Linked DNA regions of Homo sapiens: region 2 is linked to region 1. The links are chromatin loops, found by intact Hi-C in ENCODE. Cell type or tissue: A673. All regions are shown on one strand. Links, peaks and the distances in the headings refer to the core of each region. The heading gives the core; the rest is flanking DNA.

Region 1 (15,732 bases), core at 4,004-12,003:
ATCTTGCTTAGAGCTAAATTAGAAACTAAGTTTTTTCCTTTTCCTGAACTATCTAGGATGGCTTTTTCTATATTCAGGCCACAACTTTATGTAGCATTTGTTAACATTTTCCCTCTACACAAATAGCATTGTGTTCTTTAGTTCAAGCAAGGCTTGGAATTTGTCAGACTTTTTCCAGTTTTCTTCAGAGCTTATTATTTGCCTTTATGTATTTCGGAATTTTGCTTTCATTGTTTTAATTAGAGGTCTGTTAAGTTACCTTGGACTCTATATTTAAACACTTCTATCCCAAATCTCTTTGTCTACATATAACTCAATCACATCCTGCACATCCTGGCATTTCTGAAGTTTCCATCTTGGGATCTGATTCTAACACTAAAATGATGCCTTATCCATTCTGATGCTTGAGTCTCCAATATCCAGTTTCCCCTGAAATCCCAATAGTTCTTTGTGTGTAATAGGCGACCAGTATTGACTTATCTTATAGAATTTTAAAAGTCAAAAGAACTTTATGGATCAAAAACATAGGGGTAAATTTTCATGATCTTGTATTTGGCAATGGTTTCTTACGTATGACACAAAAAGCACAAGCAACAAAAGAAAAAAGGAATAAATGGAACTTCATCAAAATTAAACGTTTTTGTGCTTCAAAGGACACTATCAAGAAAGTGAAAAGAGAGTGCACAGAATAGGAGACAATACTTGCAAATCATATATCTGATAAGAGCCTAGTATCCAGAATATAAAAGAATGCTTACTACTCAACAACAAAAAGATAAAAACAACCCACTTAAAAAATAGGCAAAGAAATTGAATAGACATTTTTCCAAAGAAGGTATATAAGATGATAGTGGTGATGATGGTATCAAGGCTTTTCAAATGAAGCAACTGAGCAAGAGCCTTAGTGGACTGATTGATCCATTGTTTAAAAATTTTTTGAGTGCCCCTTTTGTGACTGGCACTGTGCTAGGCTAGGAATTCAGTGATAGACAAAAACAGATGCTGTTCATCTTTCATGAAACGATTTTGGGATGGAGATAGACACTAACCAAGTCATCAACCAACTGCAGACTGAGGTGAATTCTATGAAGTAAAGAAATACTTTCTATGAAAATGCAGAGTAAAGAAACTTAGTCTAGACTAAGGTTCAGAGAAGGCTTGCTTCTCGGAGCAATTTTTTTTTCTTTTTTTTTTTTTTTTTTTTTTTTGAGACGGAGTCTCGCTCTGTCGCCCAGGCTGGAGTGCAGTGGCGGGATCTCGGCTCGCTGCAAGCTCCGCCTCCCGGGTTCACGCCATTCTCCTGCCTCAGCCTCCCAAGTAGCTGGGACTACAGGCGCCCGCCACTACGCCCGGCTAATTTTTTGTATTTTTAGTAGAGACGGGGTTTCACCGTTTTAGCCGGGATGGTCTCGATCTCCTGACCTCGTGATCCGCCCGCCTCGGCCTCCCAAAGTGCTGGGATTACAGGCGTGAGCCACCGCGCCCGGCCTCTCGGAGCAATTTTTGAGCTGAGATCTGTGGAATGGGTAGGAGAGGTGGGCAAGCAATCTGAGAAGAGAGATCAGCATGTGCAAAGCCTATGGCAGAGGAAATATGACATTCAAGGGCATTCAAGGACATGCAATATAAGGTAGTTGTGGTTGGAGCAAGCTGCACAAAGAGGAGATGAGGCTGGAGAGACAAGCAGGGCCTGGTAGGGCCTCCTACATAGGCCCTGATAAGGATATTGCTCTTTATCCTATGGGTGATAGGAGTAGGGATGGATAATGGTTATCTTTATCCTAGCAGTCAAGAATGGACTGGAAGGGGCAAGAGTGGATGGGGAGTGAAGTAGAAGTTAGGAAGCGTTTGCAGGAATAGATGATGGTGTTTTTGAGAGGTGGTGATAGAGATGGGGAGAACTTGAGCTAGACCTCTAGAACAGGAGTACAGTTAAAAAAGGAAAGGGGAAGTCTGGCCCAGGCAGACCAACACCATGCACAGAGACATGGAGGCATTAAAGCATGAAGCAGAAGTTGAGTTTGGTGAACCCTTAGGTCACTATGGCAGGATCCATGGAAAGGCCATGGGAAGGTGTTGGAGCAGTCTATAGGAATCAGATCACCGTGGAGCTCATTGGCAAGTTCGGACTTTATCTTGGTGGACATGGGAAATTGTAAAGCCATTTAAAAAGGGAAATGTGACTACCAGATTCACATTTTACAAAGATTATTCCAGGGGTGGCAGAGAATAGATTTAAGAAGAGTAAATAGAAGGTAATCTTGAGTATTAAACCAGGAAGCTGGATAGCGGTCAGTTGCAACTGCTCAACCTGAGAACTAATGAGGATCCGGACCACACAGTATCATGAGGATGGGAGAATGAGATGCATGTAATACTACTTCTGAGACAGGACCAATTGGTAGTCACAATAGTCGTGATTTGCTAAGCCCATGGCACATGTATAACCCCAGTACCTTCTCACCTACTGTCTCATGGGTCCTTGCCTGCTTAGTGGCTATGGCACTAAACAAATAAAAAGACGCCATTGGAACAGAGTCTCTGACAACATTCTGCTTCCAGAAGTTCCCCTCATTTTGTTGTGACACTGTCACCTATCTAAACTACCAGTTCTTTAAGGAGAGGGATGATGTTTTATTTCCAATTTCATGTCCCACCTCTGTTGCCACGTTTGCCTCAAAGAAGAGGTTCAATAAATACTTGAATAAAGTATATGACTTTAAAAGGCTTATTTCTCAGTGTACCTGCCACACTGCTAACATCAAGGGGTAAAAATAAACACATGTTAGAGAATTAGGAAACTCTGAAGACCTCACTGCCTAACTTGCTGATGCCTTAGCTGTTTTTTAAGACAAAACATTGCCCTCATTCTGCTCATGCGCATAAAAATCTGTCATTCTTATCACCAAGGTGTGTCGGTTTTAACTGATGTTTCACTGTCAGATCTGTTGTAATGTGCACAGTGGGGTAAACCAATATGTGATTTAAATGAATTGAAAAGCTATCTCAAGCTCAAAACACCTATGAAGAGACTGTCACATCAACATTCAAGAAAAATGGGTCCAAAAGTTTATTTGAACTTGTCTTTCAAGTTGTGTCAACTCCATCTCAAGGGTTCTACAATAAAATAAAGGATGTCCTTTTTTCTCACAATGTACGTGGCTTATCTGATATAAATTCTGTTCATCAGACCTCTCATCTTCAATGATGTAAACAGATCCCATTGGAAAATCTGGTTCTGAGACTGCTTGCTCAGAAAATTTTAGTCTCAGAGAACTTTTAGTCAAGACATAATTCCCAAAAGGCAAGGCTTTGAAGATATTGAGGATAGGGATAAAGCAATTAGGCTAGTAATTCAGAGATTAGAACTTACATTACCAGTGTTTAAAGCTTAATAAAGGCTTTAACAACGAATAGTTAGATAAGTCTCAGAAAGGAATCAGAGCAAAAGAAAAAAGTTTATTTGATGTGTGAACACTAAATAGTCTCTAATACACATTGGTATGCGTATAAAATTTATACATGCATATCAGCCAGTTTGGTCTGCTAATTATGATACAAAAATATGGAAGAAAGGTCGTAAAATTTCTTTTAGAATTAATTTGTTCAATCCAAGAGATACATGCTAACATTGTCACATGGCAAAACCTCCTAGATCTGTAGGATTATTATTTCTCTTCATTATCTAAGGCTACTTTCAAACTAGTTAGCCTTCCTGTTGCTGATTTGGGAGATAGAAATGGGAGAATATGGTAGGGATAAGTGTCCAGAGAGGAGTAGGAAGAGAAAAGACTCAGGTAATGTATTGGACGACATGTAATACTGTGTCCTGGGCTGTGTTACTAAGGAATCTTGTCTTCTGTCTTCCAATTAGTAGCAGCGAGAACTCAGCCACCAACAGGAGCTCTGCGGGTGGTGGAGACAGTGGGGTCAGGGTATCTGTTCTCCTGGTTGAGCTTCCAGGCAGCATGCCTCCTCCCGAGGCCACAGTTTTTCTGGAGGCAGGGGATGGGGTGTCATTTTGTATCATCACTTGCCCTGGGTTCTGATACCTGCTCCTTTCTCACTCTCTCATGCCTACAGCTGCTGATGGTTCTCCACCATTGATATCCTTGAAATGCTTGCAGTGGTGAACAACTACTCTGTTAATTTCCCTGAACTCTGCCCACACCTTTGTAAATGTCCCTTCATTAACATGCCTCAAACCCTTTTGAATGTACCAGCTGCTTTTTGCTTGGAACTCTGACTGACGCAATTGTCTTCTAACATAAATGGAGCATTAAGCTCTAACAAGGTGATCTTGGAAAATCCCAAGGAGATAAGGTAACAATTTTTACTGACCTCTTTCTTTGGCCTTAGTAATAAAATAAAAATGAATGCTTAAAATATAATCTGTGGTTAATTATTGATGGAATAATGTTATCCTCATTACTGCCTGCTCTTTTCTGGTAAGCCCAGCTCCTCAATTAACTAGAAACAAAATTATGAAACAACTTTACGAATTAAGTATTGAACATGTTACATTTGAGATCCCTGATGGACAGTCTAGTGGTAATACTCTGTAAATGTTAAAGATGAAATTGTTTGTCCCTGAGGCAGTGAGTTCTACATCGCAGGCAATGTCCAAGCACCAGCTGGAAAAGCAATGAATCACTTGTTGAGCTTGCTGATTTTAAGGTCTTTTCCAATATGTACTTTTATGATTTTAAGTTATAATATTTTATCATCATAATATTTATGATGAAAATGTTGGCTATTCAGTTGCATATTTTAGTAAAATGGTACATGAACAATACACACACAGATATTTAAGCACAAAAATCTTAAAGAATATTCCTATCTTCAATATGACATGGTGGAAACTGGTCTCTGGAGAGAAATAAAACTCTGACTCAGTGCCAGTTCTCAACAAAAAGCTGTATGTCCTGTGGAAGTTACCTAACATCTCTGAGTCTCGGTTTTCTCACATTTTTCTCATAGAGCAATGGTGAAAATTCAATAAGCTAACATCTAGGACAAATTTAGATACTCAATAAAGGTTTCACATTCACCATTAAACTGTTCTTCCTGTTACGTTAATTAATAGTGCAAAGATAAATAAGAGCGTGTTTAAGAATTATTTTCTAAATTGAAAAACCACAAAGTAATGATCAATGCTTCTACTTTAGCATCTCACAACACGACATGACCTGGCAAATACATTGTTTAAGAAGGAGTCTTTCCCAAGAGAGCTGATATTTTAAAATACGAGAAACAAATTCTCTTTATATAGTGCTGCTATCCATCTTATAGCCATTTTGTACTTAAAGCATCAAAACACTATAAGCCAGGCATTATTATCTCTATTTATAAAGGAAGGAATTTATAAGGGCAGATAACCTCACTCATTATCCTATAGGAAGTAGTCTTTCCACTAACTCATCTGGACATTTTACTCTGGTTGGGAAAACAAGAAGAAAAATTAAAAAAATTAAAAAAATCAAATTACATATGGCAGCATAGACATGCTACATGAGTGAAGCCAACTCATTTCTAAGTACAATTAAGAATTTGTGGGGCAGGAAAATCTCCCTGCCCCACAAATTCTTGGGTGGAGTATTCTGGCAATAAGATAAACATGCAGTCTCTAGGTTCAGCAGAAACGTAACCAAATCCTGGCTCTTTCATGTCCAAGTCGTGTCACTTTGGACAAACTCTTCAGCTTTCTATGCCTCAACTCCCTCATCTGCCGAACGGAGGCTAAAATAGAACCTACCCATTGGGTTATTATGAGGTTTAAATGAAATAATCTAGTTAAAGTGCTTATTAAAGCCCCTACTGCAGAGAAAAACTTTAATAAATAGAACTGTTATTATTACAAGACAAAGCAACAGAGTCCCACTGGAGAGCTAGTTTGCTGAGAGCCACAGCGCTCGTTATTGACAAAGAAGAGACTGGAGCCTAGTTCCTGTCCAGCATCCTTTAGTTATGAATGAACCATCGCTTAATTAGGTTTTGAAACATAGGTGATAAGAACTTCAGCTAAAAGAAAGAATGAGGGCTAGATAATGTGCTATCTATCTGCAATCTACGGACGTTGCTTTTCTCAGAAGCAGACACGTCACAAGTACCTGTGCAGAAAACATAAATAAATCACATTCCTTCCAAATGTTCTTGCCTTCCTCCTGTGTGGGAGACTGCCTCACAGTTAAACACCTTATAACATGGCTCACTTGTGATTTCAGTGACCAAATTCCCTTCGACAGGTATTAAAAAGGCACAGGCTAAGAACACATTTGGCTCTTACCGTGACTAATGCCACAGTGAGGCCTCAGTGTAGACAGTTCTGGCAGGACAGAAATGGATGCGGAGATTAAAGAACCAAAGTAAAGGCTGCCATCATCTTCGAGACTAGCCTGTGCTCAGTTTTATACACACTCCTTAACTATTTTGAGTCACCAGGGAATTATCACTCTCAGCCTCAATTAAGAAAGCACTTTTCTAGTCAGATGTTGTAACGAGGAGAACAGTAGCCTTACAACCAGTTACCATAACATCCTTGGCTAATAGGACAGGCTCTTTAACAATGCATTAAGGCTGAATGAATTTGGGCAATCAAGAATAAAATAATAGTGAAACTTTAAAGAAGAGTGTGCTTAAGATTATTCTTCAGGCTTTTCTCTGATTAGTTTTCTTCTGTTAGAAGTATTTGTTGTTCATTGCCTTTTAAAAATCATTTCACATGGATCCTAGTCAACTGCAGTGAGCACAAGTTGACCCAAAATCATTATTAGGCTCTTGCGGCGCCATCTTCCTGACTTTTCTTGGAATAAAAGTAGAGCCTCCCTGGGTTTAGAAACTGCTTTTCTGGTTAATGAGGACTGAACAGTTTTTATTCCTAATTACGGTAGTCCCTTTTATAATGTCATGTTTCTAGAAGCGATTGGAACATTTGCATCTTTAAACGCCAAGCCGGCAAAAACAGTTGTAGCATATATTAAACTCTGAGTAATTATAATATTCTATTTAATTCTTTCAGACTGGGAGAGAGACTTCCACATGAACTGTCTGCAGATTCCCAGAGAGTAACAGGAGAACTTTCCAGTACAATGTTCATGAGAAAGCTGCAGTTCTGAGGACCTGCATATTAACATAAGTGATGCAAGAGCCTAGGAGATGCCTTTCTCAGCTCTATCAGCTTGAGGAATCTATTCATTCCTCCTCTTTCTTAAAGAATAAGGCGGCCTCCTGCTGCTTCTCTGTTAAACATAAGGAATTTAAAACTCACCAGTTTAGAGGGCCTTGCTTAGATTATATGTCTGGATTTTAGCCAATGTATATGGTGTTGATATGGAATTCTCAAAGAATATTAGCCAGCAACATTCCTCTGCTGATTAATCCTTTTTGGGTGATTCTGCATACTCAGTTTGTATCCTTCTAGTTGGTTCCTCTCTGTTTTTACTTTATCCCAGTTACTTAACTTCACCTTTAAAACCAGGAGGAGTTTGGTAGTCACTTTTCCCCTTTAGCAAATATGATGGGTAGTAGCTGCCATCTCAACAATGGTGACAAAAGACAGAAGGAAACGATATATCCTCCCTTCACCTTGAGTCACTTTCCATGCTAATTCAGGCAAGACTCACTTTTAGGAAGAGGCCAGCACGGTATGACACTTTAGCTTCATGGCCAGCATTGCTACCTGTGTCATCTTTGAATCTCGACTTCCACATCTGTAAAATGGATAAGTCTCTGTAAAGATCAAGAGACAACACATACAAAGCACCAAGCTTGGTACACAAGGAAATGCGTGTGACACGTTAGTTGCCTTTCCCTTTCATTTTAAGGTGGTCAGATAGATCACTTAAAAGTCTGCTTAGGAAAGAAAATTTGCAATGGAAACCTCAAAAACTGTTAACCAGTGAAATGTTCTTTGGTAAGTAATTACAGAAAACTGGATAACATTCTAAATATGAAACTTGTTTCATGTAATTAACCTGAGGCCTTTTAGGCAACAGGTGACAAGAATAGCCTATATAAGGAATGTATGATCCAGCAAGAGATTAGCATCGGCCTACTTACCACCAGGGGACAATATCAGGCTATAATTATTGTGTAAATGCTACTTACGAAATACTGGCCTCAGTGACGTCAGACCCCAAAGGAGGTATGCGGTAGTTTTTTTCTAGTAGCATCCAAAGAGGGGGCATAGGGTGGTGGAAAGAATATTGGCCTTTGACTCCACGTCCTGTTACCTACTTGCTAATTAAACATCTCTGAAACTGAGTTTTTTGTGTGTGTGTGTTTAATCTGTAAAACGTGAAAGGGAATTTTTAATTGCCTTTCAGGTTGACTGGAAGCCGAGATTATCAAACTTCTATGTGTGCACAAAGCACCTGAAGACCTTGTTGTAATGCAATCTGGTTCAGGAGGCTTGCAGCGGAGCCTGAGATTCTGCATTTCCAATAACTCCCAGGAAATGCTAGTGCTGCTGGTTTGAGGACCACATTTGAGAAACAAAGATTTAGAGGATTATATGAGATATTATACATGTAAAAAGGACCTGTAGACTCTTGGGTACAACAGATAGAAGGGAATGCCATTAATAGCAGTATTCACATACGGTATTCGACTTAGAATGAAAGGATGTGAAAGTCAGTAGAGTTACATATTTTCTCTAATATGTATTTTCTCTCATATGTAACACTACTGACTTTCACATCCTTTCATTCTTCTTTTCAGTGCTTCTAGCAGTACCTGTTCAATAATTAATTTATTTTATTTTATCCCAGTTACTTTAACTTCACCCTTAAAACCAGGAGGAGTTTGGTAATCACTATTCCCCTTTAGCAAATATGATGGGTAGTAGCTGCCATCTCAACAATGGTGACAAAAGACAGAAGGAAATGATATATCCTCCCTTCACCTTGAGTCACTTTCCATGCTCTTCTTTTCAGTGCTTCTAGCAGTACCTGTTCAATAATTAATTTTTTAGTGCAGTTAAGATGGGGCCTATGGAATATACCATGCTTTGTACAACATAGATATTGGAAAGAAGAAAAGGCGGGATAAAGGGAAGGAGGAAGGAAGGGTGAGAGGATAAAAATGCACAGTGTTTAATGGTACAGATGGATGTCTCCTCTTAGAGAAAAGGGAATGTGATAGAAGAAATGAAGACAGCCCATTAACATATTACATTGAATATTTGAGGACAGTCATAAATAAAGACAGATTAAAGATATTTACATCGATGATGGGGGAATTTAGGGATGGTATTGTGGATAGATATGGCTTGATAAATTCCAGAAACTATCTGTGATGTCTCATCTGTCTCTATCAGGGGTCCCCAGTCCCCAGGTCACGAACCAGTACTGGTCGGTGGCCTGTTAGGAACCAGGCTGCACATCAGGAGGGGAGCTGCAGGTGAGCAAGCATTACCACCTGAGCACCACTTCCTGTAGGATCAGCAGCGGCATTAGATTCCCATAGGAGTGCAAACCCTATTGTGAACTGCACATGTGAGGGATCTAGGTTGTTCACTCCTTATGAGAATCTAACCAATGCTGGATGATCTGAGGTGGAACAGTTTCATCCCGAAACCATCCCCACCCTGCCATCCCGGTCCATGGAAAAACTGTCTTCCACAAAACTCGTTGGTCCCTGGTGCCAAACGGGTTGGGGACTGCTGGTATGCTATATCTACTCAAAGACCCCTGGAAGAGATACAAAAATATGGAGAAAGTATTTTTGTCAAAAACATTACTTTTAGATCTGAATCCAAGACCACGGACCTTATCTACGAGTGAACAGCAGTTACTGAGCACTCACTGTGTGCACAACATGATACCAAGTACCCTTCCTTTTTCCATGGAACTCAACTTCATGATTGTGCCACTGCACAGGCAAGTGGTACCAGGATCCAAGAGCAGGGCTACATTGTCTTCTCATCATTTTTGGCAAGCTGGCTTTACCTTCTAAGTTTCAAAAAGACTTCAGAGGTAATCCTCAGTCACTTTCTACTAATATTTACACTAACCGAAAAAAGACAAGCATTTAAAGATAAATTCCCCTCAGGATCCTTTATTCAAATGATACCTCACCACATCACCCAGTCTCAAATTGCACCCTCTTTCACCCTGTCCTGACATGAGCCCTCACTCCTGCTCATGTTCTCCCTAGCACTTGTCAGAAACTCTGAAGTTTTCTTACTTATTTTGTAATCATCTGTCTTCCCCAGTCAGACACAAACTCAGAGAGCAGGGAATTTTTTTTGCCCTGTTCACCACTGTATCCCAGCAATTGGAATTGCATCTGCGCATAGCAGGTGCTTAGTAAATATCTGTTAAAGGAATAAATAGATAGGATTTATAGTAGATAAATGCTTTAGCAACATTTTATTAAAGACCTTTAGAGAAGGGACTGTGTGGTTTCGTTTTTCCAGAGCGCATCCCTGGAATTCTGGAAATCAGTTAACTACTTTTCTCTCAAATAAATAACTTTCTGTTTTCAGTAAAGATGGGAATCAATATAATATATGGCCCAAGACTTAATTAATGTTTATTTAGCAGTGAACATGAATAGGACACATTTTTTTTTCTGTGCCTCTTCCAAAAGCAAGGTGCTCATGGAGCCATGCAAGGGGCTCTCTGGAGACTTACTTACCAGAGAGCTTCCTGGAGTATACAAAGCGACTGCTGAGTATCTAAGGGATCTCTTTTTCTCTTGTCTTGGTGACCAGACAACCACAGGAATAAAACTGGGAAAGATGGCTAATCTTTCTGCAGGCATTCAGGGAGAGAGAGCACCTCTGATGGTCCTCATCTCCCACAAACACCCTGGGTAACCTTCAGCATCTCCAAAGGCAGAGAAGTGTGGTAAGAAATGCCAATCCCTAACTCGAGATTTCCCAGGGCTGTGTCAGGTGAATCCCAATCAAGCCTCAATTGAGACAGTGCTTCCCTCCTTCAGTAGACCACCTATTTTTTGATGTGTTAGAGCTAAGGGCATTCAGTTTCATCCCAGGGTCATTTGGAAGCTACTGAGATGACCACGGTTCCCTGTGTTAACCCTTCAAGGGTAGCACTGATGGTATCTAACAGAGCAGAGTGTCACAGTGACCCGACCTTGGAAAGGGTTTGGTGAGAGCTGAGCTCCAGTTTGTGAATCCTATTTTCAGTCTTCATGCAGTTTTAAGATTTAGCTCAATTTCCAGACCATCCCCTACCCAGGCTTGAAAGTGGCTTTATTTCACACTTTGCGGTAGGAGGTAAGTGGGTTTCTATGTGAAAGTGATGGTGCCAAAGACATTTATGAACATTAAAAAATGTCTGAACATGGCTTAAAGCCACTCAGCCTATTTCTCATCCTGCGCCGTGCCTTGTGGAGCGTATGCAAGTTCAGAGCTCTCTTTGAAATCAGTGGCAGTTATGAGCTTGGAGCAACTCTGTGGGGCACTGAGCAATATAATAAATGAACCCCTTTGAAGACCAACCATTGTAGCTGGGCTCTTTTTTTGCTATCCAGCACTGATTTCTCTGGGTGTTCTGTGGGGCGGCAGGGAGTGGCCCACCAACACAACATTGTCTGGTTTTCAACTTCGGTCCTGAAAGGTGGGAGGGGTTTAGGAAAGTAAGTGCTTCTATTTCCTTAAAGAATTGGCCTAAACCCTTTTGCTGTTAACACCTGGGATAAGCCATCCCATGCCCACGTACCTTCAGTTAAAACAAAACAAAGGCTTCCTTTCATCTGCGTGTGCTTACTGGTTTATGCAGCAACAAAACCAGCAACAATAACAATAAGAAAAACAAAACAAGTCTGCCAGGAAATAAAGCAGACTTATTTGTATATCAGGGGTTTTTCCAATTATTTATTTAGTTAAAAGCAGAGAATGCAATCTGGGATATTTTGCTTGTTTCTCCTGTGACATTGCAGGCCAAGCTGATAATCTGATACCAAGATGAAATTTCCTGAATATTCTTAAAAGGGAATTAAAGCTTTTTTTAAATTGACTTTTGACTAAATATTCCTAAATGGCTGCTATCCATATTTCAAATAGCTCAATAAGTTAAGTATGTTCAAGTTGCCTTTGAACACAGTTAAGAAGACTGAATCATTTGGCCCTATTTTTCTTTCTTTTTTCTTTTTTTTTTTTTTTTTTTTGAGACGGAATCTCTCTCTGTTGCCCAGGCTGGAGTGCAGTGGTGTGATCTCAGCTCACTGCAGCCTCTGCCTCCTGGGTTCAAGTGATTCTCCTACCTCAGCCTCCCAAGCAGCTGGGACTATAGGCATGCACCACCATGCCCAGCTAATCTTTGTATTTTTAGTAAAGATGGGTTTTTACCATGTTGGCCAGGATGGTCTTGATCTCTTGACCTTGTGACCCGCCCGCCTTGGCCTCCCAAAGTGCTGGGATTGCAGGCATCAGGCGTGAGCCACCGCGCCTGGCCATTTGGCCTTATTTTTCAAGTACAAATGTGAATGATTGCTTGAATGCTACTGCCTGCACTGGATGCAGATTCAACTATTTTTGCAGAACCTCTTCTTTATTTCTCACAATCACACTGTGAGATCAATATTGTTAACCCTACTTAGCAGATAAAAGAACTGAGGCCAGAGAGTTCCAATGGCAAAGAGCTGGTGGCAGAGTTGGTGTCTACACCTAGGTTCGTTGACCCTCAAATCCAGCCCTCATTCCCCTGCAAAATTTGGCTACTTCTCAAGCTACAATAATCTGTCCCTCTCTCCAATTAAAGTAACATGTTATTTATTCACAGTGAGAAGTATTTGAGCAAATACTGAGTCAGGGCCGAGTCCCTGTAGGGGCCTGATCAAGAGTGATTGTAAGAAATGTCAATATCAAGTGAAATGGACTTCAAGGAAACTTTCATTTCCATATACAAATGTGGTATAAGAAAGTTCATTTTACTATCTTTGAAACTATTTCTAGGACAAAAATAGACAGAATAATCTTTATAGTTATTGACTGGTTTAAGATCTTTTGTTTACTTTGTTATATTCAGCCTCATTCCCAAACCATGCCAGGTGAATATCAGATGAAAAATAAGTGAAGTGTAGTTAAAGAACAAATGGAAAATAATATTAAGTGGAAACCAGAGGGAAACTAATACATGCAAAGGCACACCACACTGAAGATGAAGGCAAAACACAAAAATAAAACAAAAAATATCAGTTGTAAGATAATAATAATAACTAATATGTATTAAGGACTTATGATTTTCCAGACATAATGCTAAACAGTTTTACACTGATTGTGTCATTTAATTCTCACTGCATCCATATGGAGCAGGTACTGTTATTTTTGCTAATTTATAGATGAAGAAACTGAAGCATAGAGAAGTTAACAGGCTCAAGATCAACCAACTAATAGATGATGGATGCTGAATTTGAAACCATGCATTCTGGCTTCAAGACCATACAAACAAGCAAACACATTGCCATTGCTCACGCAAAACCAATTGTTTCCTGGCATTTGGGTCTAAAAGAAATGGCTCTGGGCCGGACACGGTGGCTCATGCCTGTAATCCCAGCACTTTGGAGGCCGAGGTGGGTGGATCATGAGATCGAGACCATCCTGGCTAACATGGTGAAACCCCGTCTCTACTAAAAATACAAAACATTAGCCAGGCGTGGTGGCACGCACCTGTAGTCCCAGCTACTCAGGAGGCTGAGGCAGGAGAATCACTTGAACCCGGGAAGCAGAGGTTGCAGTGAGCTGAGATCACACCACTGCACTCCAGCCTGGGCGACAGAGCAAGACTCCGTCTCAAAAAAAAAAAAAAAAAAGAAATGGCTCTTTGTGCCCTCATGAATGGAACATAAATGGTACCGAGGCCAGTGCCTGTCCTTTTGAACAGGCTCCATGATGCTAACAAGGCTGAGAGGGCTATGGCTGTTTCTTGTTGGGCCCCTCAATGTGAGCCAAGGCCCCATGCCAAAATGCAATTCAGTAAAAGTGAGTAATAGTAAAAGGGGCCAAAACAATATGGCTCAAGTATTTAGTTTGATGGTTTACCTTGATCTTGAGATATAATCTAAACTATCTGGAGAGATGGATGGACTTCATGTCCTTCAGGCAATCCTCCATGGAGCCTCCTTAGCTGTAAACATTCCTTGAGCACTGCTGTGCTGAAGGAAAAAGAAAAATCATAACCATATAGGATGGAGATCATAAATCTGGAGTGAAACTAATCTCAGTTGTGCCTTCAATGTCACTCAGCAGTCCTATTACATGTGCTTCTCCCATTTCCCTCAGCTGCTGTTCTAAACTTTCTCCACTCTTCAAAACTCTCAATCTTCTCTTTTTTGGGATGACCCTGCTTCTAATTTAGGGACTCTCAGCTATCAGGAGCAGCTTCTTTCATTTCCCTGTCCATTCACCCATAAGCCCACCTGTGTCTGCATCCAGTTTTTCTTTGTCCTCATTTCTAGCAAAACACAATTTTCCTATCAAAGACCAGCCCATCCACTGGTGCGATGGAAATTATTCTACCTTGTCTCCTTAGGAAATTTGCATTATCAGTGTTCTTTTCTTAACTTCTGTGTCCCATTGGTTATTCTCCATTAGCTAAGAATATGTTCATCCTTTTCATTAAGGAAGAAACCCCTTTAGTAACCCATTTATTTAGCACCCTCATGCCTCTTCCTTTGATAACTAATTTTTTTAGAAAGTGCAACCTAAATTTGCTATCTATGATTCCACATCATCCACTCACTCTGATCCATTCTAACCTGGCTCTACCCGTATCACTGCAGAGACAGTCTTGCTTCACCTTCTAACCCAATGGAATAAGTGTTGTTATTATTCTGACTCTTCTTCCATTCTTGGAGCTCTGGCTTTGTCTATTTTCTCTTTCACCTGGCTTACCTCCTTCCTCACTGGCTGCTCCTCATCCAGTGCCTTGGTTGGTTTCTGTTTGTTTGCCCTCCTTTTAAATGTCAGTGTCTTACTGTCCGTCTTTATTCACTTTTGGGGGGATCTTGTCCCTACCACAGTTTAACATCTAAAACTCTACCCTAAAGAGAAGTCAAATTATCTCTGTTTGCAGATAACGTGATCGTATATTTGGAAAAACCTAAACATTCCATTGAAGAAATATTAGAGCTGATAAATTCAGTAAAGTTGCAGTATACAAAATCAGCAGACAAAAATCAGTAACATTTCTATATGCCAACAGCAAACAATCTGAAAAAAAATCAAGAAAGAAAAAGTAAATCAAGAAAGCATTTGTAGCATTTACAATAGCTACAAATAAAATTAAATTCCTAGGAATTAACCAAAGAAGTGAAAGTTCTCTACAATGAAAACTATAAGACACCAATGAAAGAAATTAAAAAGGACACACAAAAAATGGAAAGATACTTCATTTTCATGAATTGGAAGAGTCAATATTGTCAAAATGTCCATACTGTCCAAAGAATCTACAGATTCAATGCAATTCCTGTCAAAATACTCATGACATTCTTCACAGAAAAAGAAAAAACAACCTTAAAATTTATATGGAACCACAAAAGACCCAGAATAGCCAAAGCTATCTTCAGCAAAAGGAGCAAGATTGGAGGAATAACATTACCTGACTTCAAATTACTCTACAGAGCTATAGTAACCAAAACAGCATGGTACTGACATAAAAACAGTCACCTAGATCAGTGGAACAGACTGGAGAACTCAGAAACAAATTCATATATCTACAGTGAACTTCTTTTTGACAAAGGCGGCAAGAACATACAGGGGGAAAG
Region 2 (15,732 bases), core at 2,840-10,839, 54 kb before region 1:
TCCACTACCTTCTGGTTTTTCCTTGGAGTCATAAAAGCAAACATGAGCTACCCCACTTGTTCCCAAGGTTTTTCATCCATGGTAACAAAACGCCATAACTCTGACTTTGTAACCCATAGTACAGGAGGAAAAACTCTTTCCCATATACAGAAGAGAAAACCAGAATAATAAGCAGTTCATCTTCATCATTTTTAGTTGTAAGCTGTTGGTCTAAAAGATTCACTATTTTACTATATTTATATCTTTATATCTTTGTAACAATATTGAATAGACTAAAGGCAACACAGATAACACTTTAGGAACAATTACATTTATTTCCTACATCTCAGATTCACTGGGGAAAATGTATTACCTGACGCTGGAAATTGAGTAACCGAAGTGCTTTTAGTTCCACGGTTGCTTTGGTTCTTAAATCTGGTGGCAAAGAGCCAGGCAGATTTTCCAGTTCTTGTATCCTATGAGCTATGCGGGCCTGAAGTCTAAAGGAAACAATAAAATGGGGAAAAGGGGGCAGGGGAAAAACACATTACAATTTAATCTTAAATGATAAACAATGACATTAGGTTTAAGTCCGGGGCAAAACATATTCCAGATACTGATAGTTGATCTCTAACACCCAACTAGAATTTTTGATGTTAAGCAGAGAAAAGCTACCTTTGCATTAATGCAGACAGGTATATGTTACTTAACAATGTGGCTTCCTCCATAACCTCTATCTAACACTAGGGAAAGAAGGTTCACCCTGCATCTAGTGGGGAAGTCAAATGTCCTTGCTCACTCTTAGCAGAGAGAGAATATAAGAGACAGAACCAATTGACAAGCTTTCTAACTCCCAGCCAGACAGAATGCAGAGCTGAGAGCACAGACTTTTTTCTTCCGAACTTCTAGTTCTGTCCTAAGGCAACCAGACCATTTGTCTTCTTTGCCAAGATGCTGATGACGACAGCCATTAAAGCGCAGTGAGCAAGAACAGTTTTAGGTGCTGATGCCACAGAAATCAGCCAACCCTAAACATTCAGAAAGCGCTCTGCCAGCCACAACCACTTCCTCTGTGAGCAGAGCTTGCTTGAGAAAAGAAAATACAAATGAGGCTGTTTTAAAAAAATCAGGGCCAGCAGTAAATAGTACTCAAAAACCAAGAGTTTCTAGAAAAGGATGTTGAGGATTCTCGTTTTACACACCATCAAAAATATAACTGCATGTACTTCTTCATAATAAAGGCAGAGTAGAAAATAAAAGACCTCTGACTTTAGCCATTCACTTGGGATACTATTACTGTTAGATATATAAACTGCTGGTTTTAGAGTTCACCTGAATCCTATTCTGACAAAATAATTATATGCCATTTAAGACTATTTTTAGAACTACATCCCCTAAATCTGAGGCAAACTGTACTGAACTAGATTTCAACAAAGAAAGAATAATAATAAGTAATAAGTTAAAGTAGGCTAATATTAACAGCACTAAGTGCCTTTAATGTACAATGTTATTTAATTGTCTCTCTCTTACACACACAGACACGCCTCTGTAAGGTAAAAGTTATAATGGTCCCATTTTGCTGATGAGGAAAACTGAAGACACCTGGAGATACCACAGAGCTAGTAAAGAAGGGGGCCAAGATTGGAACCTCAATTTGCCTGATACCAAAACCACTGCAATAAAATGATAGATAATTAAGATACACTTTCCGAGAACCTTCCTGGACCTCAACTATAAAAGCTGAAAATTAAGAATTCTGTTAAAAATTATGCACAGCCATAAAAAAGAACCAAATCATGTCCTTTGCAGCAACATGGATGCAGCTGGAGGCCATTATCCTAAGCAAATTAATGCCGGAACAGAAAACCAAATACCGCATGTTCTCACTTTTAAGTGGCAGCTAAACACTGGGTATTCATGGACATAAAGATGGCAACAATACACACTGGGGACTACTAGACGGGGGAGGGAGGGAGCGCAGGAAGGGATGAAAAACTTTTAGGTACTATGCTCATTAGCTGAATGATGGGATCAACTGCACCCCAAACCTCAGCATCATGCAACATACCCATGTTAAGAAACCTATTCATGAATCCCCTCAATCTAAAATAAAAGTCGAAATTGTCTTAAAAAATGAATATTACAGTTTTTTCCAAACATGATGATGTTGCCAGAGTACAGAGCTGGGAGGACAGACTTTTTTCTTTCTAACTTCTGGTTCTGTCCTAAGGCAACCAGACCATTTGTCTTCCTTGCCAAGATGCTGATGACGACAGCCATCATTTTCATTAACGTGAAAAAGTGAAACCTCCTGGACCTAAATGCTGTAGAAGATCTAATACTTCATATAGCCCAAATATCAAAATGAGTGATTTTTTAAAAAACCTACAGTTGCTTAGTTTGGAAGGGAAATAAAATGTCATCATTTTTAAAAATTTAAAAATGGTGGTAAGGAAAACTATTTTTCAGGGACTTCACTAAAAATAGTATCTAAGACTGATTCTTGTTTTATTTGCTATACGCACGTTATTCGTTCTAATTTATTAAATGATTTGTCATCATAATGTGTTAATATTATCACTGCTACCGTGCTGTCGTTATTGTTTTTTCTTTGTTTGTTTGAGATGGAGTCTCGCTCTGTCGGCCAGGCTGGAGTGCAGTGGCACTATCTCTGCTCACTGCAACCTCCGCCTCCCAGGTTCAAGCGATTCTCCTGCCTCTCAGCCTCCCATGTAGCTGGGGCTATAGGCACGTGCCACCACGCCCAGCTAATTTTTGTATTTTTAGTAGAGACGGGGTTTTGCCATGTTGGCCAGGCTGGTCTCAAACTCCTGACCTCAGGTGATCCGCAGGCATCGGCCTCCCGAAGTGCTGGGATTACAGGCATGAGCCACCATGCCTGGCCCGTGCTATTAACTATGCATACCAACACAAACAATAGCATTTTTAAGTGGTTTAATCATTCAAAAGACTGAAAGTTTTGTATTTCATGCAACAATAATAAACTCATCATTTTACTCTTTTGGCAAAATTGTTCAAATTCTCCCAACTTTCTTCCACATTCCTTGTACTAGTGATACTCGTGAGATTATTACCGTGGTTTTTAATTTTCACTATATGAAACAGACATCTACTTCATTTACTCATTTTCTACAACATCTATGTAGCCCCAAATCTCTGGATACAGCAACAGATGATGCATCTTAACAATTAAGATGTAAAGAAAAAAATCCACTATTGATTTTTTTTGAAATATATAATTTAAAGGGAAAAAATAAAACTGAGACAACTTTACTTTCACAGGTTAAGGCCATACCAAAGGAAAATTAAGTATTATAGTGGCGTGAGCCCATGGCCAATGATTTGGTTATTCCGCATCCTTGGTTCTAGATTCCTTGCAGATCTTTCTTATTTGAATATCCTAGAACTCAAACTATCCCTTGGTATTCTGATTTACTCTCTTTGACAAAGTGGGTCAGATGCCAAATTAGAGGAATTCCTACTTAATCTTCCAAACAACCATGGAACTAGGACTAAATAAGTAATCGTCAGATAACTGGGGTGATAGGGTAGAGATTACATCACATTGAACTGGGAGGTGGGAAGCAGGGAAGTGGAGCGGAAATGAGGAGATGGGGGGTGGGAACCCCGGGGAGATGGGGCACTGTGTGACTTAGGCACTGGAGAGAGAGAGTGGGAGCGAGGGGGGTGCACCTCTCCCTGAAATGACTCCTTCTCCAAGGAGCCCAGTTATTTGTCAGTGAATCTGATTCCCTGGCACAAAAGAATCCCTTTTCTGGAAGGGAGGCAAGAAGTACAAAGCGCAAACTCTAGGAGAAGAGGAAAGGTAGACTCCATAGTAAAATTATATGCATTTGATTCAGCACATGGTGGGGAAGAAGCAAAGGTACAGGAGGGGCTTCTTTAACACAGAAGATTATATCTTTGTTGATGTTGTTGTTGTTAATAGAAATCTTCATTTTAAATAATGTTCCTCTCCAGACAATTTCATCTCCCCATCAGTGAGATTCAGCAGGTAGTCCGATAAAGAGATTCAGGATTCTAAACTTCCCCAAACAACAACAAGATGTAATACTGCATAACTGCAGGGGACTCATTTAGCGTCCTCACGAGTACAGAAAATTGATGCAGAATTAGGTCACACAGGTTTTTCATACAGATTGAACAGTAAATCACGAGGGGTTACTGTTCTGGCAAGAAAAAGAGTTGCATTAAATGCAACAGATACTTGTTCAGGTCCAGAGGAGAAGTTTATGATTCCTGTAGGAGAGTTATCTGAACAGAAAATGACACTGGTACATTTTGTTCCTTCAAGGAGCTGAGTGACACTTTAAAAAGAGAGCGTGTGTGACTTTTTGTAACTCTGCTGGTAAAGCAGCTACTGGTAATTTTTGAGAAGGAATTTTCAGGATTGCAATGGCGACAAGGGCAGGTCAAAAAAAAAAAAAAATCACAGGTAAGCAGCCTATGCCTGCTTCCTGACACAAAGAGGATATACCGCTCTTTTCATACTAAAGTCTGACTTTATTCCGAAGAGGGCTGATATAATTCAGACATGTTCTTCCCAAATAAACCCCTTCAAGTGTGAAATACATCTTCCAGGCAAACATGTGTGGAATTAGTTTACATGCCAATGTGATGATTCCTGAGGTACTTTTGATCAGACATCTAACTCTAAATAGAAGAAAGCGAAGTTAGGCACAATGAGAAGGCATCAAAAGTGTGCCAAAAAGAAAAAAAAGAAAAAAAAAAAGCAGTACAGGGAAACATCTCTCTGACACTTACTATGGAAGTAATAAAGTTCCATTATAAGAGAAAGATGGTCAAAAAGAAAGGATCCAATTTAAGTGGGAAAAATGTTTGAACTAGAGAGCTTGTACAGAGCTGCAGCAAAGTGCTCATAGGCAGACATTTATTTATGCTATGAATGAAAAAGAAGGTCAATTTGTCAACGTTCTGATTTTATGATGAACAAGGAAAAGCAGCCAACTGACTTAAACGTTAAAAAAATTTAAGATGCTGAAAACTTCCTGTCAAATTTCATAGACAAGGTAAATGATATTACAAGACCCAAAGAAATTAACATCTGTTCAAGAATTTCTGACAGATGATTTTTGCTGAAACTAAGTTTATCAAATTGTAAAAGAGGTTTTTTAGACCCCTCTCTAATCTTTGATCGGATGATAAAGATGAACTGGATCCTAACAGTTATCAATGCTAAAGGCTGGTAAGCCATTCTGTCACAAAGGGTCAAAAGAAGAAAAAAAATGGTTCATTTGTTGTCTTTTGCAAGTGCCTAAGGGACTTCATTTAACCCTTTTAAGGGATAAATTTAATCTCTGCAGTTGAACAACTTACCTTCAAATAGGCAGAAGAGAGCTATTGCTCTGTAACCAAAGAATACAAAACATGCCCCATAATGCTGTCACCACCAAACTGTGCTTCTTCTCCAGGTGGCCATGAGAAAATTCAGACCAAAGGACCCATGACCTTTCTGGATTCAGGGTTGTCCAGATCAGTCGTTTCAAAAGCCACATGGCTTTACAAAAGAGTAGGCATTTATAAAGCAATAATAATACTATGAAAAATTGCCATTCTCCACATTTTGTAATGCATGTAATTTAAAAGATACTGACAGCATTTTTTATTGACATAGGAGGGCAGAACAAAAGCTTTTTACACATTGGAATAGGCCAAATAGTACTACTTAATACTGTGCACTTTGGAAGACCATCCACTAAGGTAATCTCCAAAAAAGTTCCTAAAATAAACTTATTACAAGAAAGTCCTGCAATGAAAATTCCAGAAAAAATGATTAAGAACATTTAGGAGTTAGCAAAATAAAAAGTTAAAACACACTTGTGCACACACACATACCAGGCTGAATAAGGGAAAGAAGTCTAGACATATGTAAAAATTTCTAGCTATAGAAAGCATCTCTCTTCTAAGGGTAGTTCACATAGTTTAACAAAGGTACTGGTAATTCAAATGGAAAAAAAAAATGTTTTAACTAGGGAGCTTGTACAGAGCTTTTTCCTTTCCTAGGGTAGGAAAAAAAATATCAGCTCTTAGGAAGTCAGAATTTTAGAGCATCCACATTGTATTTCTCTATTCTATTACTGACTTTTTCCAATACTTTTAGCTTTTTAAAAACTCAACAGTAACATACAGAATGTACTGCACATTAGTCTATTGCACATGAATAGAGGAATATGCTAGTATTTGACTTTATAACACACAGCAATTATTCACCCAGCAGAATCTGCCTATCAGCACTGAAATATCAATTGACAATGAGTATCTAGCTCTCTGGGAATACATGAAATGGTGGAAATAGCAATATAAAATCTCTTAACAGATGATTATTAATAGTGATGAGAATAAAGTTATATTCTTCATCCAAAAAAATAAACACATCTAATGGCAAGTTATTCTGATTTCTTTCAGATTACCTCTCTAGGCTGGTAACTTAGTATTTTAGTCTGATAAGAAATGAGTGATGTGCTTTTCAATAAAGATTAAGGTAACCTTTTAAAAGGAAGCCCAGACACTGTTTACCAACATTCTCTATAATTTTTAAACTCTAATTTTCCTTAAAATTAAAGTCTTTGGGAAATAATAATAGGTATTATTTATTGAATGTTTCAGTATCATTTTATCTTCCCAACACTATGAGAGGTATCTTCTTTTAGCCTAGGAGGAAACTGAGTCACAGAAAAGAGACATAACTTCGCCACGGTAAGAAGTTACTGATGACACAGTATGCTTTCTGGCAGACTCCAGAATCCACAACCTTAGCTTCATTTTATCTTGACTTAATACTTGCCGGACTCCCTTTTGGGTTGACATTAACCATTTACATCAGGGGTCTCGTAAACACAGCCTGCAGGCCAAATTCTGCCTCCAGCCTGTTTTTGTAAAGTTTACCGAAAGGCAGCCAGCCCATTATTGTCTGCAGCTGTTTTCACACTGCAAGGGTAGAGGTGAGTTGTGACAGAGACGGTATGGCCCCAGAGTGCATAAAACATTGACTATCTGGCTCTTTACAGGAAGAGTTTACCAAAACCCCTGATTCTGCTAAATGGCTGAATCAGGTAAAAATTAAGCTTCTGGACTAATGATTTAAGTATAGACCTTGTATAAAGACACTCGCACAGGGTATACCCATAAGGCTGGATCACTGCATAGACACACGTGAATTAAAACAAAGATTATACCAAGCTACCGAAGGATGCTTTAGTAGAAACGTACAGTTAACATGAAAATCAGGCCAGCGCAACACACTCAGCGTCCCAGCCCCTCCGTCATCACCGAACCGCACAAGCACAAACACGGACAGTGTATTCCACAGTCGCAGTGTGAGATGATCACTCTCTCGGGTCCACAGGAAGTCCCCGTCGGCTTTTGATCTTCAAAACCCCGGTGCCTCCCCTCAGCACCGGGAAGGCCCCAGGAGTGGATGAAAGTTTTCCGACCGCACGGGTGAAAATCACAGTTTGGCCAACCAAGGAGGCAGGCGCCTCACCCCCCTCGGCTTGGGCGGCAGGTGCTAGCACACCGCAGGGGGCCCCTTGCTGGCGGGGTGCGTTACCTGTATTCCCGCTCTTGCAGAATTTCCACGGGGTCCAGGCCTTGCGGTTTCTGGATGGGGCTGATGCGGCTCTGCTTCTGCTGCAGCTGGAGGACGGGCGAGGGCTGCCCCGGGGCCGGCTGCGGCACTGAGGGCCCGGGCACTGCGGCCGCGGGCGGCTGCGCGGCTGCGGGGGGCGCGGGCGAGGGCCGGCCGCCGGGCGCGGGCACCGGCAGCTTCTGCGGGGTGCTCGGGCCGCTCAGCTCCGGCCCCGGGCCTGCGGGACAAGAGCGACATGGGCAGCTCGGGCGGGACGGCGCCCCGCGGGCCACACCCGGCCTGCCCGCCGCCCCCCGGGGCCCAGTGCTGGGGACCATTAAGTGTCTTAAACACCTGAGGGAAGAGAAGGAAAAAAAAAAAAAGGAGGGCAAGAAGGAAGAGGAGGGAGGGAGAGGAGGGCAAGACAGGGAACGGGGTAAAAGGAAAAAGAAAACGGAGAAGGAAAAAGACACAGAAAGAAAAAAGAATCTGGCATCTATCCCCATCGGGAAATGGCATTCACTAACGAACACGGGTGCAAATGATCCCAAAATGACGGTGACTTAATACAATTGATTAAGGAAACTACTGCCAGCTTTTAATGTAGCTCTGCAATGGGTTTCTTTCTTTTTCTTTTTTTAATTACAGGTGCATTGAGAGTTCAGAAAAGAAAGGGAGTCACCCAACAGTCAGATGCAATTTGGGTATGGTCCTAAAATCACATCTTGCAAATTGCACCTCAAGCCCTTTTAGGACAGACCTCTATCCCAATCTGAAGCCCTTTTAGGACAGACCTCTATCGCAATCTGGAAGAGCCCTGCTGTCAGAACCCATGCTTTACAAACAGAGCAACGAGTTTATCAGTCTTCTGATGTGAACTACAAGGAGCACACACTTTTTCTTTTAAGGCCTATAAAGCATATTTCAGGTTTAATCAGTGAAGTCTGGGAACTTAAATTTTTTCTTACTACATATTAGAAAACACTTCTTAAAACATTCATTGTTAGCCAAAAAAAATCTGCTCATTCCACCTAATAAAAATTGGCAAATATTAGGATTCAAGGGAGCATTATCCCATGTTACCAGAATAAAACAATATGTAATCTGAAAGCTTGTCAAAGTGCATTGATTAAGTTAATTTAAAATAATTTTCCGCATTGAACTTCAGGAGTTTAAGTTAATTACTAGGTACAGACTTAAATTTTTAAGTGTTCCATTTCTTCTCCTAGATGAATTTTCAGTTGCCTTAAAATTATAATTTTAGTGATGCTACCAGATGAGTTAAATTTTTTTAAAAGAATCTCAGTAAGCAGATGTTAAAGTCCAGAGCATTTTTCCAATTTTTTCTAAATCCTTTCTAAGAAAAAATAGCTATTAAATGGTAACAAAAATAATAGTCTACATACTTCAGAGCGATTTAATAATTAACCATACAACGACATACATTATGAAAAACTGAACACATTTATTCAATTTCCAACAATCACCAATTAGAAATGGGCTTAAATGACAATACAAAGAAAGCTATAAGCAAACATTTTGACAGGGGGATGTGAAGAATTAGAACAAACTGCTTAGGAAACTACAGTGTGTGCCTGTGTTTGTGTCGTGTGTGTGTGTGTGTGTGTGTGTGTGTGTGTCTGTGATGTTATCGTTCTTTTCCCCTCCTTCTAAAATTAGGTAAAACATTTCCTAAAGATACAGAGCAAGGTAAGATTTCTTCTTCAGGTAATTTCCAGCAGTGGTTCTCGGGGTTGATGAGAAAATCTTAGGAGGAAAATGCACTTCATTTTATTTTTAATTTTAGGTATTGTAGATGTACCTCCATAATTAAGAAGTTTTTTCATCTAAATACTTTTTTTCCTGTATAAAAGGTCCTTTATGTAATGCATACCTTTTATAATACGATACATTTAGAGTTCCTTTCATCCATATATAAGAAACCAATTTGTAAATATTAAGTCTCAGGGTTACTATGCATTGGAGTAAGTTATCAGGGGAAGTTTTAGAATATTTTTCCCTGGAGAGCTTTAAAACAAGGTACATTTTTCATTTGGGTTGCTCTAGGTGTGATCCAGTCAAGTCAGAGGAGATACAGATTTCTAACATTCATTTTAATTCCCTATGATTCTATGACTCTCCTTAAGAAGCTCAAGAAGCTGGTAGAATTAAACATATTTGAAGCCTTGCTATAAGCATGCTAAATCAGGAATTTAATACATTTAGGTCCTCTAAAAGCAACCATCTTTAGGTCTTACTGATAATATCGGAAGAATTACTTTAAATTTAGTTCTCAAAGTGTTTTTCCTCCCAGTTCAAATAATTCATCAACAAAAGCCGTAACACTGCAATCATGTTATCATTTCACTTGTACTGGCACTGTCTTCTTTAGCATTATTGCCTATAAATACCCATGCAGAAGATTATGAAGACTCCTTGAGGTATAGTCAAGTCACTATTTTAAAAACTACATTTAATCAAAAAGAGGTACCCAAAGCATATCTTTCATCTCTGGTCCAGAATCTAGTCTGTGACTCCAAACTAGATCTGATATATGCATGGACCGCCTTCTTCAGTCACTAAATAGAAAGATATTCTAATTTTGTTGATTCACCTGTAACACTGAAAGACAGAGAGAGATTCAAACATCTACTTACATATTCCAGTCTCCAATTTAAAAGTACTGCAACTTGCTGTGCACTAAACAGGTACCTTTAAACACCCTGTATCTTCCCAGAAAAAATGTTCTTTCACCTCAGCTGTTATCACCTGCTAGTTGTGTGAGCCTGAGCAAGTTACTCAACCAATCTGTGGCTCAGTGTCCTCATCTATAGAATGGGGAGAGTAACAATAGCCACCTCATAGGGCAGCGGTGAAGATTCAGTGAGATAACAGTGTCTACCTGTTCAACCCTCGGCTTTTGTCGTTTTATTGCCAAGGACAGGGAGATAAAGAAGCCTAATTGACTCAGCTTTATAGAAAAACCACATGGCAAAAGAAAGGTCTTTCAGGAAATTCGGTACCATATTAGCTGGCAACTTTGGGAGTACTCTTTTTCTATAGCAATTTCTAAGTGTTTCAACAGTTTAACACAACTCCTCAGCACAGATACTCAGATGAGTCCGCCTGCCATGTGCTCCCTGGAGTCTGCTACCAGAGCTACTTAGAGCAAACTCCACTTCCTAGCTAAACACCACAAGTTCATTTACCGTGTGGGTCTATTTCCTCTTCCCTCCGACAGATTGTATAAAAATGACTACTTAACAGAGGCCGGGGAACTGAACACAGCTTGCTGCAATTAGCCTTGCCCAAAGTCTACCTACCCATTCATTAGGTTTTATGCCTGTCTGTCCCTCAGGCGGCTTACGGGTTCGTTTGCCTGGCTGGCTTTGCTCTCTATCGACAGAAATCGTCTCCTCTACACTAGACACCGGTGGCCTGCTACTTGACAAGACTTTTCCCTGGTATCTTCAAATGGAAGACAAATCACATTCTTTAGCTTATCTCCCACTCCCTCTCCAACGTAAACAATTTAGGCTTCATTGTCAGAGGTACAAAATGCCATCTGCTTTCCCTTCAGTCCTCATTTTAGGAGTCAAAGTAGAAACAAAGTAGAAACTCTGGCCCTCCAGAAGGGAGTCCCAGCGCAGCTAAGCGGGGAGGGGGCAGTCTTTATTGAATGCATCCCTAGGCGTGATTTGATGCAATAGGGTAACAATGTATTAAAATACCCAAGTCTCACAGGCACAGAACTTCAAAGCATTCAGTGCTCCCACTTAGTCTTCCGGCATACAGGACATTCATGCAAATAAAAGATCTATGCATTCAGTAAGAATTTAAGGGGTTTCCACAGGTTGGAAAAAACAAACGCAATAAAACATTTAAATTGAGCATATAAAATTTCAGATATCAAAAAAAACACTTTATTTTCTACCATAAGGTCTCTCCCTCACCCCTCAAAAACCCCAAATTTTTTCAGTTCCCATTTTTCTTTTTGTTTGAATCTCTGAAAGGAAAAGTGAATCAAAATGAAAAGAAAAATGATGGGTTAGATTTGAGCGGTGCCCACAGCAGGCAAGGGCACATTCCATCGTAAGAGTGGCTGACATTTTGTAGGGGAAACCACTGCAGAGTTATGTGTTCCATGGGCAATGCCTCGACTCCAATCATAATTCTTTGGTGGTGGCTGGGATGATGTCACTTTTGGTGAATTATAAGTTTGGAGCAGCTTTGAGGCAGGCCAACCCAGCCAAAAAGATTCTCTTCACACATGAATAACACCAGGAAATGGAACAGAAGCAAAATGGGAACACAACTACCTCTACGTAAGTGAATAATATCCTGAAATATTAGCAGGGGTGTTTAAAAGTAATTTATTTTATAAAAAGGAGATAAACAATAAATAGACTAATATGAACTTTAACAAGAAAATCATGCCTTATTTTATCTTTTCTAAAAGCCAATCTAAAAAAAAAATTATTTTTGGCAAGTAAAGTTATCTGTTTCTCTAATGAAACCTGAGATGTGGGGACAAGTTCAGCAATGCTGTCAAATGGCAGTGCCCTCTCAGTGACAGAAATGGGCTCATTCTATTTGAAGGAGATATCTTCTTTCCTCCTTCATTCACGTCTCCTTTCCACTCTTCCATAAAACCCTACCTGCCCAAATATTGTCATTTCTAATGAAGCTCCGACTATTGAAAATTTAAAAAGACATGAGCAGTGAGTAATAAAGTGAATTCCCTTTAATGACAGGCACCTGATGACGAAAGATGTAGGTACCGGAGCCAGGTTAAAAAAAAAAAAAAAATAGAGCCCTCTCCTGAAAATGATCCAGAAAAGGCACTCAGGATTGGGTTGATTAGGACATGAAGCATTTATTGTGTACAGGTATCCAGATAAATGGAACTTCATCCTTTAAATTTTACTACTGTGTTCAGTTACATTATTTTAACCTTGGATGAAAAAGGTTTCTCAAACAAATCATTCTGCTTCCTACATTCTTAACTGATATCTTCGAATCTTTTATTACTGAGTCTAGCTCGTTCTTAAAAATACCAATGCTTGGTGATGTCTGTGACAAGATGATATCCCAGGACCAACTGTGAGGTATAGCAGATCATACCCAGAACACATCATCCCAGACTACTACCTTTTGGGAGTTCAAGTTCTGATCCCTCCTCTCCATCAGCCTTTCATGTAGCTGGTAGTTACCAGCTGGCCTCTACTTGAAATTCTCCTAGTTAATACTCTTCACATACTGAGACATGGGATATAAAGATTACCAATTTTGTTGATATTGTGTCTCAGAGTAAGAGGGAAAAGGATCTAAGTAAGGTGTGCAGATACTGTCTCTTTACACACAGAAGTACAATGCTTGCATCTTGGTACACAGACTTTGTGATAGGTTTTTTTCCTTGTCATGAGCCTTTTTGCCATGAAGGAGCCAGTATGGGAAAGTGGTTAAGAACATGAGATCTTAAGTCAAATTCCTGGGGTCTGAATCCCGACTCTCCATCATTAGTTGTGTGACACATGCAAAGGACTTATCACTGAGAATGGCACATGAGTAGGCCAGCAGGCACTCAGGGAGGATAAGCCACACACACATATACATACGTGCTTTTTTCTTCTATCTGGCTGCATTCTCAAGAGCTGGAGTTTTGCAGTTTTAAAACCTCTAAATACTTTTAGGATTCAAACTGCCATTTTCTGCATAGTTTCTTGTATAACCTTTCCTGTTCCCAAATCTCAGTTCTCTATGATCCTCCACCTACCAAATGCCTCCATGGTAGCCACACAGAAATTCTGGAGATGAAATGATACTTTCTTGCCCTTTTAAAACCCACTGCCATGGTCTGAAAGTTTATGGTCCCCTCAAAATTCATATGTTAAAATCCTAATTCCCAGGGAGATGGTATTAGAAGGTGGGGTCTTTGGGAGGTGACTATTTCATGAGAGTAGAGTCCTCATAATTGGGATTCATGCCCTTGTAAAAGAGGCTCCAGAGAGCTGCCTTGTCTCTTCTGCCATGTGAGGACACAGTGAGAAGGAAGCCATCTATGAATCAGGAAGCAGGCCCTCACCAGACACTGAATCTGCTGGTGTTTTGAGGTTGGAATTCCCAGCATTCAGAGCTGTAAGAAATAAATTTGCTGTTTTTAAGCCACCCAGTCAATGACCTTTCATTACAGCAGCTCAGACTTACTAAGACATCCATTCTTAAGGCTATAACAATTAATAAGATGAGGATATCTCTTAGGTAGGCCTACTCTTGGAGCTGCCTCTACCAGAAAATAAACGTATACAAACTCAATAGGCAGAATATTAATGAAAAAATACTAATCTGAACTCTCTCCCATGGTATAAGGCCCAAAACCCAGGAACAGTACCAATATCCCAAACTAGCTGTTTGCAACAACCTGCATGTCAGAACTTGCCTAAATGAATGGAAACCACTCAGAGGAAATGGTATCAACGTCAAGGAAGTACCTCATTCCCTAGAATCCAAAGTTTTCATTAGAGTAGACCCATACAATCTCTGCTTTTCCAGTTCTTTAACAAAACGCTTCCTAGAGAAAACAACCTTCATGGAAGATCACTTCACAGTCCCCTGCACCTCTGAAGTCTATCAATGGGATCAAGACAGAAGACCAAGAGGCCATGCAAAGGATTGTATCATTTCTACCCATTGTATAATGTCATAGCTTCAGACTTCATCCCAAGGTGTATAAGAAATAGGCCATGTTGAATCTGTTAGTCTATTATGAACAAATGCTATTGATGTTTCTGTCATGCAGTGCCTCTTACAATAATGATGATGATAATAATTTAAAAAATAATCTCACCTGGGAAATCAACTCTATACTCTCATGCTAGAAATGGCTTTTTCTGAGAAACTGGTAAGGAACTTCCTTCCAAAGGGCGAGACTTAGATACAGGACTTTGTCTCCTTTTGGCTCTGATTGTCAAGAAACTCAAGTCATCTTTGAAGCAAATACAGCAACTATGAGAACTTTTGCAGCCCTACTTTCTTGCCTCAATTTCTTACTTTTTTTTCTATTTTCCCTTGTTGCTGATTTTGCTACTCATAATTATTTTACAACAGGCATGCTTCTTGTAAGCCTCTCCAGATGTTCTTCATAACAAAAAGGGATAGAAATAAACAAATCAACAAATTATAAAATGGCTCTAGTGGGGCTGATCTGAGCAGTGAGTTCTGGGGATGAAATGCACTAAGTCCAGAGGTTCTTAACCTTGTGTGTGTGGATGGGCTTCCAAGAAACCTTGAACCGCTTCAAAGAGAACGCAAAATCACAGGTGCTTTTTCCCTGGGTCTCCAGCTTGCACAACCACCTTTTAAGGTTAAGAAACACTGCCCTAGGTCTCAACAGCAGGGGAAGACCAAGAATCTTGGCCATCTAAGTGGAGCAAGGATAGAGAGCCAGTGAGGTATAACAAAAGGCTACGTCAGCCCCGGGCTTTTAACAACCCGGTGTTTTGGTGAGCAGTCTTTGTTATCCGAGTTGGACCATGGCATTATTCATTTGGTTGCGTATTAACCTACCAGATGGTCTGTTGTAGTTAACAAGGGCCGGCTGCTGTTGTTGCTGCGTCTGTGGTTGCGGCGGCTGCTGCTGCGGCTGCTGTTGCTGCTGCTGCTGCTGCTGCTGCTGCTGCTGCTGCTGCTGTTGCTGCTGCTGTTGTTGCTGCAAGCCAGGCAACGTCCTTTTCCCCTGGACTGCAAGCTGCAGCGTTTCGGGGAGGGGCTGGCCTCGGGCCAGCATTTTATAAGCTAAAATCTGAGCTCGAAGCTGATGCAGCTGGACAGGACTGAAAGGTGAGGGACCTCTGTTGGGCTGGCTCATGGCCTGCGGATCACCTGGGATGAGGGCCCCCGGCTGGCTTGGTGGCATCTGAGGTGGAGTTGGGCCTCCTCCAGACATAGGGCTGGAGACGTGCTCTGGGGCTCCTAATGGAGATGGGTGTGGTGACATATAACCTAAAATAAAACACAAAAGGAAATCACAGGCTGCCCCTGACAACCCTGAAAGAGAGATATCCCTGAATACTCTAATAATTGTCCACAGCAACACTGTCTGACAGAAATTTGAATGACATATC

What was found. Peaks named below come from ENCODE experiments on the same cell type or tissue, not always from the same donor. Only the 100,000 strongest peaks of a DNase experiment are listed, where the experiment ranks them.
Region 2: it touches region 1 in a loop (5-fold over the local background); 2 of 110 quality-filtered maps call a loop at or near these places.

The regions. Positions count from the first base shown.
Region 1 is chr9:1,986,742-2,002,473 of GRCh38, reverse strand. No RefSeq gene overlaps it. Among named protein-coding and RNA genes, the nearest start is that of SMARCA2, 21 kb to the left of the region's middle. In A673, for the core only: no CTCF peak of the experiment used is centred there; a DNase peak (open chromatin) is centred at 7,203; H3K27ac peaks cover 1,224 bases.
Region 2 is chr9:2,039,344-2,055,075 of GRCh38, reverse strand. It overlaps SMARCA2 (SWI/SNF related BAF chromatin remodeling complex subunit ATPase 2), which reads right to left. Exons shown (of 34, transcript NM_003070.5): 4 at 15,176-15,610; 5 at 7,592-7,847; 6 at 353-479. Among named protein-coding and RNA genes, the nearest start is that of SMARCA2, 32 kb to the right of the region's middle. RefSeq lists enhancers at 11,497-11,726, 14,768-15,317. In A673, for the core only: no CTCF peak of the experiment used is centred there; no DNase peak of the experiment used is centred there.